Linked DNA regions of Homo sapiens: region 1 is linked to region 2. Evidence: chromatin contacts called from ENCODE Hi-C data. All regions are on one chromosome and are shown on one strand. The core of a region is the stretch at or near the end of the contact, and the rest is flanking DNA. Distances in the headings are between cores, read along the strand shown.

Region 1 (3,242 bases), core at 128-2,627, 960 kb after region 2:
TAGACACCAAGAAAATAATAGTGCAGAACTTCAACCCCTCACTGATGCTCTTAGACAGATCAATTGAGGCAGACAACTAACAAAGAACTTCTGGACCTAAATTTGACACTTGACCATTGGATCTAATAAACATCTACAGAATGTTTCACCCATTAAACACATTTGTCTCAATAGTACACAGAACATACTCTAAAACTGACCACATGCTCAACCATAAAGCAAGTCTCAATAAATTTAAAAAAAGTGAAATCATACCAACCATATTCTCAGAATACAGTGGAATAAATATTAAAATCAATATCAAGAAGATCCCTCAAAACCACAAAATTACATAGGAATTTAACAAATTGCTCATAAATCACTTTTGGATAAACAATGAAATTAAGTCAGACATCAAATTATTCTTTGAAACAAATGAAAACAGAGGCAAAACATATCAAAATCTCTGGGATGCAGCAAAAGCAGTGTTAAGAGGAAAGTTTATAGGGCTAACACACCAACCTCAAAAAATTAGAAAAATTTCAAATTAATGATTTAACATCACGCCTAGAGTAACTAGAAAACACAAGAACAAATTGACCCCAAAGCTAGCACACACACACACACAAAATAACTAAAATCAGAGCAGAACTGAATGAAATTCAGATCCAAAAATCCATACAAAGAATTGACAAAACCCAAGTTAATTCCTGAAAAGGATAAACAAGGCTGATAGACTTCCAGCTAGATTAATAAAAGAGAAAAAGAGAGAAGGTCCAAATAAGCACAATCAAAAATGACAAAGGTGACATTACAACTAATACCACAAAAATACAAAAGATCCTCAGAGACTATTATGAACACATCTGTGCACACAAACTAGAAAATCTAGAGGAAATGGATAAATTTCTGGAAACACACATCTCAAGATTGAATCAGGAAGAAATTGAAACCTTGAAGCAACTGATATTAAGTTCTGAAGTTTAATCATTAATAAAAAACCTACAAACACAAAAAAGCCTCAAACAAAATGGACTCACAGCCGAATTCTACCACGTGTACAAAGAAGAACTGATACCAATTCAAGTGAAACTATTCTAAAAAATTGAGGAAGAGAGACTCTTCACTATCTCATTCAATGAAGCCAACATCACCCTGATACCAAAACCTGGAAAAGACACAACAACAAAAAAAAGAAAACTACAGGCCAATACCTCTGGTGAACATAGACAAAAATATCCTCTACACAATACTAGCAAACTGAATCCTGCAGCACATAAAAAAGTTAATTCACCACAATTAAGTAGGCTTCATGCCTGGTATGCAAGTTTGGTTCAACATACACAAATCAATAAATGTGACTCACCACAAAAGCAGAATTGAAACCCGAAACCATATCATCATCTTAACAGACACAGAAAAAGCCTCCAATAAAATCCAGCATCCCTTCATGACAAGAACTGTCAACAAAATAGGCATCAAAGGAACATATCTCAAAATAGTAAGAGTCATCTATGACAAACCCACAGCCAACATTATATTGAAGGGGCAAAAGCTGGAAGCATTCCCCTTGAGAACTGTTAACAAGACAAGTATATCTCTTCTTACCACTCCTGTTCAACATAGTACTGGAAGTCCTTGCCAGAGCAATTAACTGAAAGAAATGAAGAGCATTCTAATAGAAAAAGAAGCCAAGCTACCTCTTTTCACTGATGATATGACTTTATACCTAGAAAACCATAAAGACTAAGCCAAAGGGCTCCTGGAACTGACAGACAACTTCAGTAAAGTTTCAGGATACAAAATCAATGTACAAAACTGAGTAGCATTTCTGTACACCAATAATGCTCAAGCTGAGAGTATAATCAAGAATGCAATGCAATTTACAATAGCCACAGACAAAATGTAAAATGCCTAGGAATGTATCTAACCAAGGAGGTGAAAGATTTCTGCAAGGAGAAAAACAAAACACTGCAAACATATCATAGATGGAAAACACCGAAAAAAATCATAGTGACACGAACAAATGGAAAACTAGTCCAGGCTCATGAAATGGAAGACTCAATATTATTAAAATGGCCATACTGGCCAAAGCAATCTAGAGATTCAACACTATTTCTATCAAACTACAAATTTCAGTTTTCACAGAGTTAGAAAAACATCCTAAAATTTATATGGAATAAAAAGAAAGAGCCAAAATAGCAAAAGCAATCCAAGCAAAAACAACAAAACTGGAGGCATCACATTACTTAAGTTCAAACTATACTATAAGGCTATACAGTAACCAAAATAACACAATAGTGGTACAAAAACAAACCCACAGACCAACGGAAAATAACAAAGAACCCTGAAATAAAGCTGCATTTATACAGCCATCTGATCTTCAACAAAGTTGACAAAAATAAACAATGGGGAAAAGATTCCCTATTCAATAAATTGTACAGTGATAGCTGGCTAACCATATGCAGAAGAATAAAACTGGACCCCTACCTTTCACCATATACAAAAATAAGATGAATTAAAGATTTAAATGTAAGACCTCAAATCATAAGAATCCTAGAAGAAAATCTAGTAAACACTATTCTGGACATTGGTCTCAGGAAAAAATTTATGACTAAGTCCTCAAAAGCCATTGCAACAAAATCAAAATTGAAAGTGTGACCTAATTAAACTAAAGAGCTTCTGCATAACAGAAGAAATTATCAATATAGTAAACAGACAACCTACAGAATGGGAGAAAATATTTGCAAACTATGCACCCAACAAAAGTCTAATATCCAGAATCTATAAGGAACTTAAACAACACAACAAGACAAAAACAACCCCATTAAAAAGTAAGCAAATGGCATGAACAGACACTTCTCAAAAAAGACGAAGAAGTGGACAAGAAACATGAAAAAATGCTCAGTATCACTAATTATCAAAGAAATGCAAATTAAAACCACAATGAGATACCATCTTACACCAATCAGAATGGCTATTATTAAAAAGTCAAAAATTGACAGATGCTGGTGATGCTGTGGAGAAGAGGGAACACATATGCTGTTGGTGGGGATATAAATTAGTTCAGCCACTGTGAAAAGCAGTTTGGGGGTTTCTCAATAACTTAAAATGGAACCACCATTTGACCCAACAACTCCATTATGGAGTATATATCCAAAAGAAAATCTATTATTCTACCACAAAAACATATGCACTTGTATCTTCATTCCAAGACTATTCACAATAGCAAAGACAAGGAATCAATCTAGATACCTATCAAA
Region 2 (3,141 bases), core at 473-2,972:
CTTTTCTTACCCCATAGTTTGGACAAAATGCCCTCTGAAAGACAATAGGGGAGGCTGGACATTGGGGTAACAACTGATTGCCTTGCTGTTGCCTTGCCTCTCTAAGGAGAGGACACTTGGCACTCCAGGCCTTTGCAGATGCACATCTGAAAGTACAGAACACATGATCCCAGAGATCTGGGGCTTGCATAGCCACCTCCTCCTCAGTGGTCATTGACTATCCAGTTGGTCAGCACTCCTCACTGAGCTCTCAATATACCCAGAGCAGGAGGGCATCTAGACTCTGTGAAGATACAAAAGATAAAAAACAAGAAGACTTAGCTTCTTGGAGGAACCTGTGCACAGGGCCTAGTGGTTTGTGGGTGTTTTGTTTTTAATCAGTGACTTTTCCAGTGACAGTTTCCTTGATATATTTCAGAATCTGCTCATTTTGTACTGTTCTTCCCATCCCCCACAAGGAAGGAACAGATTCTTTACCCCCAAGTAGGGTTGCCAGATAAAATCCTGGACATACCATTAAATTTGAATTTTGAATAAATATCAAATAATTTTTTCATATAAGCGCGTCCCAAATATTGCAGAAAAATCAAATTACAGAGTGTCCTGTATTTTCATTTGTTAAACCCTACTCCCAAGGGATGCCTGTTTCTATTCTTGTGAGTGGTTCATTTTGGTTCTTTCTCTTAGGTTGAGATTAACTGGTGATCACTGGTTTTATTACATATGAAAACTTTCGGCACGGTCTTTACCGAAATGGAGGAAAAAAAGTGATTCTTTCTTAAGTTCTTTGGTTAGACTATTCAATAGGCACATTTTTTGTTCTTATCTAATATGGCAGTCTAGTAAGAAAATTGAGGAAAAATGCAGGATTACTAGCTCCCCATGAACCCCTTTCCTCCCTCTGCCCAAGTCTTAACTATACAGCATCACGATGTAAATGGAGGTAGACAAGGAGAGCACAGATGACACCAAAGCAATGCAATCTGAAACTATCAAAAGTTCCACTTCTCACACCACAAACTCCTTTGTTGGTTAGTTGTGAGTGGGTATTTATAGAACTAGCACTGTACTTTCATTTTGAGACAGCAGCTTGCTTTTAGCCTGAGCAATAATTAGATAAATTATTCCCTTCACTTCAGATTATTAGTGACTAAAACTCTGCCTAGAGATTTTTGAAACTTTGATCAGCATAAACTGGAAAAACAGTCACTTAAATGCTGCAAGTGATTTTCCATCTTGTAGGAGGTAGAGATATCAATAATCCTGCCAGGGTAGAGTCTCTCTTTATCAGACCCACCAGCCAGGTATCTTTTCACAAATGTAAAGCAAGTACCTACCCATTGCTTCTTGCTGGAAAAACAAAAAGAGGAAAGTATCAAGTTACCATCAAATGGGATGTTGTTCAGACTAGAAGCTCATTGTTCTGTTTGGAAATACAAACTGTGTGTTTGCTAGAGTCAGAGCTGCTTCTCTGCATACTTTTTTGGTCCTGGGGCTTGCTTTTTTGGGTCCAAGCTGAAGAATTGGATATAGAAAAGAGAAGAAAAGCATGAGATCCAAATCTCATGCTAAAGGAACTGGATGGAGTTTGGCACAGCTTAGCTCAGACTGGACCACTGCTGTCACATGCACGTTGTTATTTGAGACTGAATTACACAGAATGCACTGATGTTGGACTCTGATATGCAGTGATGTAATTGTCATGTTGAGGCCTACAGGGCAAGGCCACCCCCTAGTGGTAGGGGTTGGGATTGCTTCTTATGGAAGAAAAAATTACCACTGAATCATTCCAAGAAAAACCAATTATATCATGATTAGGTTAAACCTTAAATAGCAGTGGCTGAAATACACAAGGGTGTGCTTCTCTTTCTAAAAGGACATCTAGAAGTAGGCATTCGGAGCTATTCAGGTAGATCCTTGTTTCCCAAGGACTCAGGATTCCTTCTTCCTGCTTCATTAGCCTCAATGAATGGCTTGTTCTCAGGGTCACAGGATGGCTGCTGGAGCTCCAGCCATCATATCCACATTGAAGCCTAGAAGGAAGAAAGATGAAAGAGGAAAAATTAATAGCATGTGTGAGTGTATGTGTATTGGAGTGAGACCTCCTCACTGATTCTCCCTTTAAATAGCTTTTCTGACATTCCCCCAAACACTTCCACAGCTGGCTGAGGAATTGAGAAATGAAGCCTGTTATCTGGGCACTTTACCCTCCTAAGTAAATCAGGGTGCTTTTTACTAAGAAAGCGGGGGAATGAATGCCAGGCAGCAGTAGTAGTTTCTACCTCTCTGGGAAGCCAGCCTGAAACTAGAGGGACAGAGAAGTCTTTTCTCTCTCAAAGCCATTTGACAGCTGGGCCCAAACTTTCTGGTGGCAGACATGTGCTGGACTCTCATGTGGAGCTGGACCTGCTACTGAGAATGGCTCTGGTAGGTGTGTTTCAGGTAGCTGCTTTGCCAAAAGTTGAAATTACCTTTGAGGCTGAGCTTTCCTTCCATTATCCATAAGCCTTTGAAGAAGTTTTGTTAATTGTCTGGTGGTGATATGGTTCGGCTGTGTCCCCATGCAAATCTCTATCTTGAATTATAGCTCCCATAATCCCCACATGTTGTGAGAGGAACTAGGTGGGAGGTAATTGAATCATGGGGGTGAGTTTTCTCGTGCTGTTCTCATGATAGTGAATAAGTCTCATAAGATCTGATGGTTTTACAAAGGGGAGTTCCCCTGCACATGCTCTCTTGCCTGCTGCCATGTCAGACGTGACTTTGCTCCTCATTCAACTTCTGCCATGATTGTGAGGCCTCCCCAGCCATGTGGGACTGTGAGTCCATTAAACCTCCTTTTCTTTATAAATTACCCAGTCTTGGGTATTTTATTAGCAGTGTGAGAACAGACTAATACAATAAATTGGTGCTGCAGAAAGTGGGGAGCTGCTGTAAAGATACCCAAAAATGTGGAAGCAACTTTGGAACTGGGTAATGGGCAGAGGTTGGAACAGTTGGGGCTCAGAAGAAGGTAGAAAAATGTGGGAATGTTTGGAATTTCCTAGAGACTTGGAGGGCTCAGAAGATAGGAAGATGTGGGAAAGTTTGGAACTTCCTAGGGACTTGTTGAATGGCTTTGACCAAAATGCTGACAGTGAT

Evidence for each region. Hi-C counts contacts between places; a loop is a spot of excess contacts on that map. Pooled maps may share reads with other maps.
Region 1: a loop to region 2 is called in a pooled map, with 8 times the contacts of the local background. The contact joins two enhancer-like sites. A Hi-C loop is called at or near these places in 5 of 37 single-sample maps with no recorded cell type and 5 of 50 pooled maps.

The regions. Positions count from the first base shown.
Region 1 is chr10:90,045,471-90,048,712 of GRCh38, reverse strand. No RefSeq gene overlaps it. Among named protein-coding and RNA genes, the nearest start is that of LINC01375, 90 kb to the right of the region's middle. RefSeq lists an enhancer at 1,067-1,216. Within about 2 kb of position 1,377, at least 4 of the 41 ENCODE cell types and tissues checked have a DNase peak (open chromatin) inside an H3K27ac peak, as active enhancers do.
Region 2 is chr10:91,005,037-91,008,177 of GRCh38, reverse strand. The region is part of intron 1 of LOC124902479 (a long non-coding RNA gene); the gene reads left to right. Among named protein-coding and RNA genes, the nearest start is that of LINC00502, 39 kb to the left of the region's middle. Within about 2 kb of position 1,722, at least 8 of the 41 ENCODE cell types and tissues checked have a DNase peak (open chromatin) inside an H3K27ac peak, as active enhancers do.